4 separate regions of the Homo sapiens genome follow, and regions 1, 3 and 4 are each linked to region 2. Evidence: chromatin contacts called from ENCODE Hi-C or POLR2A ChIA-PET data. All regions are on one chromosome and are shown on one strand. Each heading gives the region's core, a stretch centred on a gene start or an enhancer-like site at or near the end of the contact. The rest is flanking DNA. Distances are from core to core; before and after follow the strand shown.

The links. A loop is a pair of places that touch in the nucleus more often than their neighbours do. ChIA-PET counts read pairs that join two places held with the same protein, here RNA polymerase II (POLR2A). Pooled maps may share reads with other maps.
Region 1: a map of endothelial cell of umbilical vein shows a loop between it and region 2 (1.8-fold over the local background). The contact joins two enhancer-like sites. A Hi-C loop is called at or near these places in 2 of 168 maps with a recorded cell type or tissue (endothelial cell of umbilical vein and gastrocnemius medialis), 2 of 37 single-sample maps with no recorded cell type and 3 of 50 pooled maps. POLR2A ChIA-PET finds 5 or more read pairs at or near these places in 3 of 52 experiments (HEK293T, RWPE1 and WTC11).
Region 3: a pooled map shows a loop between it and region 2 (4-fold over the local background). The contact joins two enhancer-like sites. A Hi-C loop is called at or near these places in 1 of 37 single-sample maps with no recorded cell type and 2 of 50 pooled maps. POLR2A ChIA-PET finds 5 or more read pairs at or near these places in 5 of 52 experiments (AG04450, GM10248, H1 and 2 more).
Region 4: a loop to region 2 is called in a map of heart left ventricle, with 2.5 times the contacts of the local background. The contact joins two enhancer-like sites. A Hi-C loop is called at or near these places in 4 of 168 maps with a recorded cell type or tissue (B cell, dorsolateral prefrontal cortex, esophagus muscularis mucosa and 1 more), 19 of 37 single-sample maps with no recorded cell type and 9 of 50 pooled maps. POLR2A ChIA-PET finds 5 or more read pairs at or near these places in 3 of 52 experiments (HEK293T, RWPE1 and activated CD4-positive, alpha-beta T cell).

The regions. Positions count from the first base shown.
Region 1 is chr20:47,467,163-47,470,549 of GRCh38, reverse strand. No RefSeq gene overlaps it. Among named protein-coding and RNA genes, the nearest start is that of NCOA3, 33 kb to the left of the region's middle. RefSeq lists an enhancer at 1,713-1,872. Within about 2 kb of position 2,114, at least 5 of the 41 ENCODE cell types and tissues checked have a DNase peak (open chromatin) inside an H3K27ac peak, as active enhancers do.
Region 2 is chr20:47,257,402-47,260,751 of GRCh38, reverse strand. The region is part of intron 12 of ZMYND8 (zinc finger MYND-type containing 8); the gene reads left to right. Among named protein-coding and RNA genes, the nearest start is that of MIR3616, 92 kb to the right of the region's middle. RefSeq lists enhancers at 1,028-1,167, 1,548-1,657. Within about 2 kb of position 1,896, at least 16 of the 41 ENCODE cell types and tissues checked have a DNase peak (open chromatin) inside an H3K27ac peak, as active enhancers do; they include B cell and OCI-LY7, where a contact is called at or near this core.
Region 3 is chr20:47,437,285-47,440,326 of GRCh38, reverse strand. No RefSeq gene overlaps it. Among named protein-coding and RNA genes, the nearest start is that of LINC01754, 27 kb to the right of the region's middle. Within about 2 kb of position 1,391, at least 8 of the 41 ENCODE cell types and tissues checked have a DNase peak (open chromatin) inside an H3K27ac peak, as active enhancers do; they include OCI-LY7, where a contact is called at or near this core.
Region 4 is chr20:47,485,827-47,489,058 of GRCh38, reverse strand. No RefSeq gene overlaps it. Among named protein-coding and RNA genes, the nearest start is that of NCOA3, 14 kb to the left of the region's middle. RefSeq lists silencers at 1,085-1,144, 1,165-1,214 and enhancers at 1,425-1,474, 1,505-1,834, 2,435-2,504. Within about 2 kb of position 1,263, at least 9 of the 41 ENCODE cell types and tissues checked have a DNase peak (open chromatin) inside an H3K27ac peak, as active enhancers do; they include B cell, where a contact is called at or near this core.

The DNA.
Region 1 (3,387 bases), core at 865-3,364, 210 kb before region 2:
CCTAGTAGCTGGGACTACAGGTGCCTGCCACCATGCCAGGCTAATTTTTTGTATTTTTAGTAGAGATGGGGTTTCACCATGTTAGCCAGGATGGTCTCGATCTCCTGACCTCATGATCTACCTGCCTTGGCCTCCCAAAGTGCTGGGATTACAGGCGTGAGCCACCACACCTGGCCCATACATGCGTTTTGTTTGTTTGTCTGTCTGAAATGGAGTCTCGCTCTGTTGTCCAGGCTGGAGTGCAGTGGCGCGATCTCAGCTCACTGCACTACAAGCTCCACCTCCCGGGTTCAAGCGATTCTCCTGCCTCAGCCTCCCCGGGTAGCTGGGACTACAGGCACCTGCTACCATACCCGGCTAATTTTTTGTATTTTTAGTGGAGACGGGGTTTCACCGTGTTAGCCAGGATGGTCTTGATCTCCTGACCTTGTGATCCGCCCACCTCGGCCTCCCAAAGTGCTGGGATTATAAGCGTTAGCCACTGCGCCCGGCCCATACAAGCATTTTAAATAATCTGAATGAGTTGTCAGTATTTGAATACTGGTAGATTTCACATAAAGATCTGAATTTCTGTCAATTTCTGGCTTCTTTTGAAATATGTATATAAAAGTATGGGAAAAGAGGGTCTACTTTCCTGATGGCTGATCTGAGGATCTGGAAAGGAGCATGGGCTCTCCAGTTTACCACGGTACCCACTATTCCCTGATGCCTTCCAGACACTGAGGCCAGTGAAGATTACAGGTTATCTTTCTCAAGCCAGCTCTATTCAGTGCATCTTAGGTTCCTGTTATGCATTTCAGTTTGTTACTCCTGTCCAGAAATTAAACTCCATCTGAGTAGACATTATTTCTGTTTTGGTTTCCATTATGCCCAGCATAGTACCATAGGATGCACTTAATAAAATTGAGAAAGAAAGAAAAGAAGACCGGGCATGGTGGCTCATGCCTATAATCCCAGCACTTTGGGAGGCCGAGGCGGGCAGATCACGAGGTAGAGATCAAGACCATCCTGGCCAACGTGGTGAAACCCCGTCTCTACAAAATACAAAATATACAAAAAATACAAAAATACAAAAATTAGCTGGGCATGGTGGCGCACGCCTGTAGTCCCAGCTGCTTGGGAGGCTGAGGCAGGAGAATCACTTGAACCCTGGGGCAGGGGCGGAGGTTGCAGTGAGCTGAGATCACGCCACTGCACTCCAGCCTGGCGACAGAGCGAGACTCCGTCTTAAAAAAAGAAAGAAAAGAAAGAAAAGAAGGAAAAAAAGGAAGGAAGGAAGGAAGGAAGGAAGGAAGGGAGGGAGGGAGGGAGGGAGGGAGGGGGAAAGAGGGAAAGCCCTCCCTCCCTCTGTTGTTTTCTCTGTCTGTTGCTCTGTTATTTGATCAGAGCAACCCAAAAGGACTAGTATGGGTTTCCTTATCTTCCATCTCCAGACATAGGAGACAGAACAAGAATATTTGCAAGGGAAAAAAAAAGGTCAGATAATAGGGTTGAAATAAGAAGAAAGAAAAAGAAACAAAAATGACCCCATTACCTGGGCATGCTTGCACGTGCCTGTAGTCTCAGCTACTCAGGAGGCTGAGGCAGGAGGATCACTTGAGCCCAGGAGTTCCAGGCTGCAGTGAGCCATGACTGCACCACTGCACTCCAGTTTGAGTGACAGAGTGAGACCCTGTGTCAAAGAAAAAAACGACCCCATTATTCAGATCTAGCAGCATGCTGCTATTTACCAGATTTAGCAGCCATGCTATTAAATAAAGATGTTTTTAATTAACAAAACATGCCTTTTCTTTATCAGTTTTCACTTTTCACTGAGTAATGCAAAAGAGGCATGTGTTTTGGGGGGGTGGGGAGGCACTGATGCAAATTGGGGTAGCGAAAAACATGCTTGAACTTGCCCCCTCTGGGTTTAGTCGGCACTCTCTATGCCCTGTCAAACCCTTCTGGAATGAACGTTTGATGTTCCGGGGGTAAATCTAAAATAACTCCAAGGTGACATGTGCTGCAGACCCTTGAGATTATGTGTTTGTAATCGTATGAGATAAAAAAAGAGGAAGCAGAAACACGCACATATATACACACGCAACCTTTCTACAGCTGGGCGCGGTTTCTATCAGCCTGGTCAACAAAGCCAAGCTTTCTGTAAAGAAACAAGCTGGGATCTTTCAAGGCCTTGGGTTCCGGGTGCCACTCTAAGGTCCTGCCTGTGCAGTTGACTTTTACACATCTGTTTTGCGAGACTTCAAAACCTCGATGTTCTGGCCACTTGGTTCTTGCAGCTGGCAGTTGGCACATTTAAGGCCTCTCCCCAAATGAAGGCCTTTGAAAATATATTTGAAAAATGTAGCCCCCACCAAATTTAAAAAGGCTATGAATAAAGACCGTTTGAACCTTGAAGCTCCACCTGAAGGCAGCAGTCCTTGGAAAGATTTCCTCAAGCTGGACATGGTGGCTCATACCTGTAACCCCAGCACTTTGGGAGGCCAAGGCGGGAGGATCATTTGAGCCCAGAAGTTCAAGACCAGCCTGGGCAACATGGCAAAATCCTGGCTCTACAAAAAATGCACAAAAATAGGCCAGACGCAGTGGCTCACACCTGTAATCCCAGCACTTTGGGAGGCTGAGGTGGGCAGATCACAAGGTCAGGAGTTTGAGACCAGCCTGGCCAACATAGTGAAACCCCATCTCTACTAAAAATACAAACATTAGCTGGGTGTGGTGGCACGTGCCTGTAGTCCCAGCTATTTGGGAGGCTGAGGCAGGAGAATTGCTTGAACTTGGGAGGCGGAGGTTGCAGTGAGCCGAGACCGAGCCATTGCACTCTAGCCTGGGTGACAGAGTGAGACTCCATCTCAAAAAAAAAAAAAAAACCCCACAAAAATCAATTAGCTGGGTAGCTGGGTGTGCGCCCATGGTCCCAGCTACTTGAGAGGCTGAGGCAGGAGGATCACCTGAGGCCGGGAAGTTGAGGCTGCAGTGAGCCGTGATTCCATCACTCAATGCCAGCCTGGGTGACAGTGAGACCCTGCCTCAATCAATCAATCAAAGAAAATATTCCTCCAGCACCAGTTTTCATGCAAGGGAATTTTTGTTCAGTTTGGTTCAGCCAAATAAAGTCCAGGATAGAACCTGGGTCTATCAGAGTTCCCCAAATTTCAGTGACTCATGTAACGCCTTTGAGATTTTTGCCATCGCCACAAATCACCTTTTTTTTTTTTTGAGACAGCGTCTCGCTCTGTCACCCAGGCTGGAATGCAGTGGTGCAGCTGTTACAGTAGGTAGCTAGTCAGACATGAACAGAGCAAGAGAGAGTTCCCCCACAACACACACACACCAGGAATGTCAGGTGACCAGAGGTGACCATCAGGTGATGCTCAGGCGGTTGTT
Region 2 (3,350 bases), core at 647-3,146:
TCACACCATGAGAGGCAGTTCACACCAAGATAGTTCACACCATGATGGATGTCTGGAAGGTAATGTGATGAGGCAAGAGATGGGCAAGTTGCGAAGCAGATGTCACAGTTCACTTAGGTGGAGGGGTTAAACGGGGCCTCTTTGAGAGGCGATATTTGAGCTGAAGTTTACGTGACAAGAAAAATCAGCCATGCCAGTGTCAGGAGGAAAAAGATTCTAGAAGGAATAAGAGATTTTAAAGGCTCTAGGGTTAGGATTAAGTTGGTGTGCTATAGGAGTAACTGGGTGTGTTGTAGGATTAGCAAGGAGGCCAGGGTGGCTGCATCCCAGTGAGTGAGGGTGAGGCCAGTCCGTGGAGTCGGAGACAGTACGGGGGCCTCGTAGACCCTGGTGTGGATGGAGGGTTCAGCGCAGGAGGGATGTGAATGGACTTCACATCTCAGAAGAAGCCCTCGGTGCTGTGTTTCAAATAGTCCATATCAGTCAACCATTCTCATCTGGGGGCAATTTTGTAACACTTCCCCACCCACTGGCAATGTTTGGAGACATTTTTGGTTGTCACACCTGGGGTTGGGGTGCTCCTGGCACCTAATGGAGGGAGGCCAGGGAGATACCACCCAACATCCTACAAAATGTAGAACAGGGCCCCCAACAGAGAATTTCTAGATTGTGTCAGTAATTGTGCTGACAGATCTGGGTATGGCAGGAGAAGCCAAGGGTCTAGTTTAGATTATGTAAATTTGAGCAGCTGTTACACCCCTAGGTGGAGAGGTCAATAGGGCAGCTGGAGGCAGGAATTAGGGTTCCCTGTGGCCAGGTTCAGGCAGGAGGTGTAATTCTGGGAATCTTGACGTGTACGTGGGATTGGGTTAGAGTGGTAGTTCTTGAAATGACTTTGAGGGGGTGATGGGGACACTGCTGGCATCTAATGATTGGTGGCCAGAGTTGCGCTAAACATCCCCCAGTGCATAGGACAGCCTCACTCAACAAAGACTCCAGCCCCATTGGCTTACTGAGGTTGCGAGTCAGGGGTAGAGCATTGAGCAGGAGTGAGGCCCCTGGGACATTGAGGATGTGGAGTTCTGGTTGAGGAGGAGAAGCAAGGGGTGGAGTAGCCACACCAGGGGAGTGTGTTGCCCTGGAGCCTCCAGTATGGGGGTTTCAGAAAGAGAGGGCGGCCACCTGTGCCCAGTGACGCTTAAGTGTGAATTCCACGCCTTTGGTGGTTGGCGCCCTCCAGGTCCATCTTGTCCTACAGTGCCATTTTCAGATGGAGAAACTGAGGGAGGTCTGGAGAGGAGGCATGGGGTGCCCAGGATCCCAGAGGCAGCAGGGCTGGAGCACAGCCTGGCTCCAATCCTGGCTCACCTGTGAGTACAGCCCTGATGTAATAGGATGGTCAGGGCAGTTGCTTTCGGGGCTCCCATTCAGACCAACCAGTTGGTTCCTCACTTGAGTGAAAAGGGACACACGTGCTTCCTTGGGAACATTCATTGTTCCCAAATCTGTGGTTTGCTTTCTCACACCCTCCTTCCACCTCCACACCCTGAAAAGAAATGCTGTTTGGAGGCGTTCTCACGGTGACATTTCCTCTCTGCCAGTCATGCTTGTCAAGAATAGCTCTTTGCTGAAACTGGGTGGTCATTGGGCTTCCTCGTGACACTGTGGGTCTTTCAGTTTGGCTTGATCTGTTGTGGGAGTGAAAGGTTTCTTCCTGTTGTGTGTCTTGGTGGGTGGGCATGGTGGTGGGTGAGCACCAGGGGAACCGAGGCCCTCTTGTGTCTCCCCTGGCAGCTCTTCCGGTTCAGGACACATTTCTTATCTTCGTCAGCAGGAACAAGAGCATTGGGAATGTGGGCGTTTTGTGGGCTGGGATTGCAATGACCTAACGGGAAGAGGATCAGCTAGGGACCGATGGAAGTGCCGTGGGTGGGGAGGAGATCAGAACAAGCAGGGCAATGTTAAGGAATTCTCCAGTGACTGCCCAGGGACTGAACAAATGCTTTATAGGGCTTGATTCTGTCTGTCAGCCGTGGAACGACTTTCCCCAGACAGGGACAATGAAAGGGAGCACCCTGGATAATGATGAAGTTATTGTAGCTAACAAAACAGGATTTCCTTAAAAAATATATCAGAAAAGGCAGAATTACAGAGATGGGGAACAGATGAGTGATAGCTGGGGGTTGGAGTGCAGGAGGGTTTGCCTACACATTGGGAGGGAACTCTTCGGGAGATGGACCTGCTCTGTGTTTTGGTTGTGGTGGTGGTTACAGGAATCTATGCAGGTGTTACGACTCATAGGACTGTATTCTCCCAAAAGTGAATTTTGCTGTCTGTAAATTAAAACTTTTTAAAAATTACAACAACCTTTAAAGTAGGTAATATCTATGTTTCACAGAAGTGTAAACTGGGGCACAGAGAAGCAAGTTACCTACCCAAGGATCAACCATGGTTTGTGGTAGAGTTTGGCCTTCAGGCCCAGGCCTGTCTGCTGCAAAGCTTGAGCTCTTAGCTGAGATACCTGAATGTCTCCTGTGCCTATTGGATACGTCAGCTTTTTTGGGGGTCAGGGGGTAAGGTGAAGTTTTGAAATTTGTAAAGGATGTGGCTCTTGCCAGCTTAACCCACATTGTCGGACTGAATTGTCAGGAAAAACAGAACTCTAGATTATTACAGGAACTCTCCTAGTTTTTAAAAGCTGACAATCAATTTCATTAAAAACAAAAACTGGCTAGGCTTGGTGGCTTATGTCTGTAATTCCCGCACGTTGGGAGGCTGAGGCAGGAGGATTGCTTGAGCCCAGGAGTTCAAGGTTGCAGTGAGCTATGATTGCATCACTGCACTCCAGCCTGGGTGAGAGAGTGAGACCCTGTGGTACAAAAACAAAAACAAAACCCCAAAACTCTATTTGGGCCAGACAAACACATACAACCAACAATACAAAAATAGTCCATAGGTTGTCAGTTTTTATTTATACTATACTGTAATTATATTATACTGTTACACTATAATTAAGAATATATGGTATATAAGTATATGGCATTTTAGTATATGTATGTGTGTATATGGTATATGTATGTATATTGGGTATATGGTATGAGTATATGTATGTGTGTATATGGTATGACAGTATATGGTATATGGGTATATTTGAGTATATGTATGTGTGTATGGTATATGATGAGTATATGGTATATGGGTATGTTTGTATATTGGGTATATGTGAGTATATGTATGTGTGTGTATGGTATATAAGTATGTATGTGTGTGTTGTATTTGCGTGTGTGTATATGGTGAGCATATAGTATATGGGTATATATTTGTGTGTGTATGGCATATGAGTATATGGT
Region 3 (3,042 bases), core at 142-2,641, 180 kb before region 2:
AAGAGAATTCACAGGCTCACCTGATAGCAAGGGTACAGCTTGTACCAGCTTTAGGTATGGATGGACCCAGAGGCTCACACAGTGAGATCAGTACTGTTTCCCTATTTCTTGATTCATTTCCTTTGTGTTAGCTTCTTTTTTTTTTTTTTTTTTTTTGAGACAGAGTCTCGCTCTGTAGCCCAGGCTGGAGTGCAGTGATGCGATCTCAGCTCACTGCAACCTCCATCTCTCGGGTTCAAGCAATTCTTCTGCTTCAGCCTCTTTAGTAGCTGGGATTAAAGGCATGCACCACCACGCCCAGTTAATTTTGTATGGTTTCACCATGTTGGCCAGGCTGGTCTCAAACTCCTGGTCTCAATCAATCCACCCGCCTCGGCCTCCCAAAGTGCTGAGATTACAGGCGTGAGCCACTGCGTCTGGCTGTCTCTATTTCCTGATCCATTTCCTTTATTTAACTTTTTTTTTTTTTTTTTTGAGACGGATCTCACTCTGTCGCCCAGGCTGGAGGGCAGTGGCACCATCTCAGCTCACTGCAACCTCCACCTCCAGGGTTCAAGCAATTCTCCTACCTCAGCTTCCTGAGTAGCTGGGATTACAGGCACATGCCAGCACGCCTGGCTAATTTTTGTAATTTTTTTAGTAGAGACGGGGTTTCACCATGTTGGCCAGGCTGGTCTCGAACTCCTGACCTCGGGTGATGTGCCCACCTCGGCCTCCCAAAGTGCTGGGATTACAGGCATGAGCCACAGTGCCCGGCCTGTGTTAGCTTCATTTTTATTTTTATTTTCATTTTTATTTTTATTTTTTTTTTTCAGGGACTATAGGAAAGGTAAATGCTTCATTCTTGGTAATTTCCCATATGGTGGCCCAGCGAGGCTCACAGCAGTCAACCTTACATCCCACCACAAAGCAATCATGGTAGAAAAAGAACATCTCTTTTCCAGTATTTCTAGAAAACATCTCAGAACTGACTTTCACTGGACTCTCTTAGGTCACATGTCCATCTTTCAGCCAATCACCACAGCCAGAGCTGAGCTATGTTGGTGTCCGGATTGACCTGAGTCGCCTGCTTATTCCTGGAGCCCATGGGTGGCGGTCTGCCTCACCAGGACCACAGACACCAAGGGGGAGAAGGAAACCCCACCCAGGAAACCTAGAGCTGTTTCCAGAAGGAGGAGGGGTTGCTAGGTAGACTGAGCTACAAACATCTACAACAGTCACACAGGGAACTTAGGGGAAGGCCACCCCAGAAGCCCACAGTTTCCTAAGGTGCATCTCACTGTGCACGCAACTACCCCAGCTCTTTCTGTTGCCTAGGAGCTCACGTCTAAGAAATCACAAAATGTAAACACGGACTAAAGGAGAAGTCATCAGAGGAGAAGAGTATGCGAAGGGAAGAGGTTCAGAAGGGCGGGAAAACATCCAACTCTTGGACTTCGTTACCATATTCACCTTGTCGAAAAGTTTCTAAACCTGATGAATGACATTCCAGAGGACTGAAATAATTGGCACATGTGACCGAGGAAATGCAGGCAGTAATCTTCAAGAAATTGTGGAGAGTGGGAACAACTGGAAGATTGGAGTTGGGCAAATGTATGTAATTTTTAAAAGCTGAATCCCAAGCCCTGCAGACCGATTGGTTTGGGTGGTTATTCTTCCGCTTCCTCTTCCTCTTTTTTTTTTTTTTTTCTCTCTCTCTCTTTTTTTTTTGAGACGGAGTCTTGCTCTGTTGCCCAGGCTGGAGTGCAGTGGTGTGATCTCGGCTCACTGCAACCTCTGCCTCCTGGGTTCAAACGGTTCTCCTGCCTCAACCTCCCAAGTAGCTGGGACTACACTCGCACGCCACAGCACCCAGCTAACTTTCGTATTTTTAGTAGAGACAAGGTTTTGCCGTGTTAGCCAGGCTGGTCTCGAACTCCTGACCTCAGGTGATCCACCCGCCTTGGCCTCCCAAAGTGTTGGGATCACAGGCATGAGCCACTGTGCCCGGCCTCTTTTCTTTTGCTTCTTCTTTTCTTCCTCTCTTTTTTAAAAGACAGTTTTATTGCTATGTAATTTACATGCCATGAAATCTACTGCTTTTGTTTGTGTAATTCGATTATTTTTAGTAAATTTTTAATATAATGCAGCTTTTTCATCACCCCAGCAGGAACTCTCAGGCCTGCTTATCCTTAATCTCTGATCCCACTCCCAGCTCCAGGCAACCACTAATGTACTTTTTGCCTTAATAGATTTGTCTCTTCTGGCTGGGCGCGATGGCTCATGCCTGTAATCCCAGCACTTTGGGAGGCTGAGGCGGGTGGATCACGAAGTCAGGAGTTCGAGACCAGCCTGGCCAATAAGGCGAAACCCCTTCTCTACTAAAAATACAAAAATTAGCCGGGTGTGGTGGCACGTGCCTGTAATCCCAGCTACTCGGGAGGCTGAGGCAGGAGAATGGCATGAACCCGAGAGGTGGAGGTTGCAGTGAGCCGAGATGGCGCCACGGCACTCCGGCCTGGGCGACAGAGCAAGACTCCAACTCAAAAAAAGAACAAACAAACAAAAAAATAGATTTGTCTTTTCTGGCTGGGCACAGTGGCTCATGCCTGTAACCCCAACACTATGGGAGGCCGAGGTGGGCAGATCACCTGAAGTCAGGAGTTCAAGACCAGCCTGGTCAACATGGTGAAACTCCATCTCTACTAAAAATACAAATATTAGCCAAGCCTGGTGGCACACACCTGTATTCTCAGCTACTTGGGAGGCTGAGGCAGGAGAATCACTCAAACCTGGAAGGTGGAGGTTACAGTGAGCCAAGATCGCACCACTGTACTCCACCCTGAGCAACAGAGTGAGACTCTGTCTCAAGAAAAAAAAATTTTTGCCTTTTCTCTTTTTTTGAAACAGGTTCTTGCTGTTGCCCAGGCTGGAATGCAATGACATGATCATGGCTCATTGCAGCCTCGATTTCCTGAGCTCAGGTGATCCTCCCTCCTCAGTCTCCCCAGCTGTTGGAACCACTGGCATGCTACTGCACCTGGCTAGTTTTTTTTATTTTTT
Region 4 (3,232 bases), core at 14-2,513, 230 kb before region 2:
CACACTGCTTTATCTCTTTTTTTTTTTTTAACTTAAAGTATCTGGACCCCATTCTCCATGATGTGCTTATTTCACATTGCATGCCTGTAACAAGACATCCTGTATACCCCATTGATATATACACCTACAATGTATCCACAACTTCTTTTAAAAGTAAAGTATCTGGGAGATCTTTTTTAACTGTTGAATGTTAAGCAGCTTCATAATGTTTCACTGGCTACATGGTATCCCATCATATAGAGTTTCGGGGGCATTTAAAGGTTGGCTGACTCCAGCCCTGGAATAAAACACTTCCTTTTTTAAAAAATGAATTCGGGGACCAGGTGCGGTGGCTCACACCTGTAATCCCAGAACTTAGGGAGGCCGAGGCGGGCGGATCACCTGAGGTCAAGAGTTCGAGACCAGCCTGGCCAACATGGTGGAACCCCGTATCTACTAAAAATATAAAAATTAGCCAGGCGTGGTGGCGGGTGCCTGTAATTCCAGCTGCTTAGGAGGCTGAGGCAGGAGAATTGCTTGAACCCAGGAGGCAGAGGTTGCAGTGAGCCAAGACCGTGCCATTGCACTCCAGCCTGGGCAACAAGAACAGTGAAACTCCGTCTCAAAAAAAAAAAAAAAAAAGTAAAGAAAAGAAATAGTGTTTTAAAGTGATGACAGTAAGCTTATTTGAGAGGACAAACCCTCTATCAATGATTTAGTACTTACAGAGTAGGAACATGGAAGGAGTAGCCATGTTGGGGCATGCAAACAGTATCTATGCCAGAGGTGAATGTATAAGGCAAGTTAAGATTCTAGCTTTAAAAAAAATAAAAATTTGCCAGGCGTGGTGGCTTACGCCTGTAATCCCAGCACTTTGTGAGGCCGAGGTGGGCGGATCACCTGAGGTCAGGAGTTCAAGACCAGCCTGACCAACATGGAGAAAACCCGTCTCTACTAAAAATACAAAATTAGCCAGGGTGGTGGTGCATGCCTGTAATCCCAGCTACTCGGGAGGCTGAGGCAGGAGAATCACTTGAACCTGGGAGGCAGAGGTTGCAGTGAGCCGAGATCGCGCCATTGCACACCAGCCTGGGCAAAAAGAGCAAAACTCCATCTCAAAAAAAAAAATATTTTAAACCTTCTGGCTATTATCAATCAACTACATTGCAAACCTGTTAAGGATGTTACTGTACATGTCAGTCATGATGTCTGCCCCACTTACCCACAGACCCTTCTAAAGACAGAGCAGAAGTCACCTTCTTTGGTACCATGTGACTGGCAACTTCTGCTCACACCACAGCTGATTGTGTCAGACATGGGCATCAGCCCCAGGGGCAGCCAATGCATGGGCAGGGCAAGTGATTTATGAGATAGCTGGACCCAGAATATCTGGCCCAACAGGAACCAGGTTGACCTGTGAGATTGCCACCTGGGATGCATTTAAATTAGAAACTCCAGAGTAAATCAACTTGTTAAGAAAAGGATTTGAAGCTGAAGGTATAAAAGATATATGAGACAGGAGGGAGTAGGGTGGGAAATGAAAGAACAGAAACTGAATATTCAGAGCTAGGGGGTAGAGAAAAGAAACTAAAAAAAGCGCAAAGGTGGTCAGTTTCCAGCAATACAGCAGATTAGATAGCCTGAAACACTCAACCCCACCCGCAAAAACATCTGGAAATTCTGAGTAAAAGATAACAAGTACTCTTTTAAATGAATCACAGGGTTCACAGGAAAGAAAGGGAAATCCCCCATGTCAAAAAACAAAAATGGAACTGAAACCCAACCGGTAGTGTGAACTGATAGATACTATGCCAGAGGAGGAGGTGTCACGGGTCTCAGAAAGCAAAGACCTCCTAATGCAATGCAAATACAAGGGCAGGAAATCAGGCCTTGGGGCTCATGTAATCCAAAATTACAATATAGAAATCATCCTCCTGGAGCTAGGAGTCAACCCAGCAAGCAAAGGCGTACTTTCAGATAATAGCATGTTTGCACAAAAACCATCGAAAGATGAGCTAATAATTATTAAAGACACAAAAGAAGGTACCAAAATATGCAAACAGAATAATATCATAAAAAACAAAAAAAAACAAAAAACAAGCAGGTTTGATAAAGAACCTGGCTCAGGCCTGTAATCCCAGCACTTTGGGAGGCCGAGGTGGGCAGATCACGAGGTCAGGAGATCAAGACCATCCTGGTTAACACGGTGAAACCCCCGTCTCCACTAAAAATACAAAAAAATTAGCTGGGCATGGTAGCAGGCACCTGTAGTTCCAGCTACTCGGGAGGCTGAGGCAGGAGAATGGCGTGAACCCCAGAAGCGGAGCTTGCAGTGAGCCGAGATCGCGCCACGGCACTCCAGCCAAGGGACAGAGCGAGACTCCATCTCAAAATAAATGAATAAATACATAAATAAAATAAAAACTAATTTCTGGCCGGGCACGGTGGCTCACGCCTGTAATCCTAGCACTTTGGGAGGCCGAGGCAGGTGGATTGCCTGAGCTCAGGAGTTCGAGACCAGCCTGGGCAACAACGGTGAAACCCCGTCTCTACTAAAATACAAAAAATTAGCCAGGCGTGGCAGCATGCGCCTGTAGTCCCAGCTACTCAGGAGGCTGAGGCAGGAGAATTGCTTGAACCCGGGAAGCAGAGGTTACAGTGAGCCGAGATCACACCACTGCACTCCAGCCTGGGCAACAGAGTGAGACTCCGTCTCTAAAAAAAAAAAACTAATTTCTTTCTCTTTTTTTCTTATTTATTATTACTTTTTTTTTTCTAGAGACATGGTCTTACTCTGTAGCCTAGTCTGGAGTGCAGTGGTGCAATCATAGTTCACTGCAACCTCAAATTCTTGGGTTCAAGGGACCCTCCAGCCTCAGCCTCTTGAGTAGCTGGGACTATAGGCATGTGTCACCATGCCTGGCTCAGGACTCATTTATTGAATGACACTGTATACCAGACCTGTCCCAAGCACATGCCAATGCAGTTCCTATTATGAAAGCTTACAGTCCAGACTTGACAAATTCCCAAATGACTACCCTGGAAAATTTCAACCCCCATACTGGGCCTCAGTTTCTACGTTTGTGAAATGAGCAATTTAAACTCAATGTTTCCCCTAGTGTAGATGAGATTATTTTTGGTAAAATATTCGGGCACCATTAAAAAGCACTGTGGAAAGGAATCTCTCTTTCATTTTTTTTTTAAGTAGAGATGGGGGGGTCTCACGATGTTGCCCAGGCTGGTCTCAAACTCC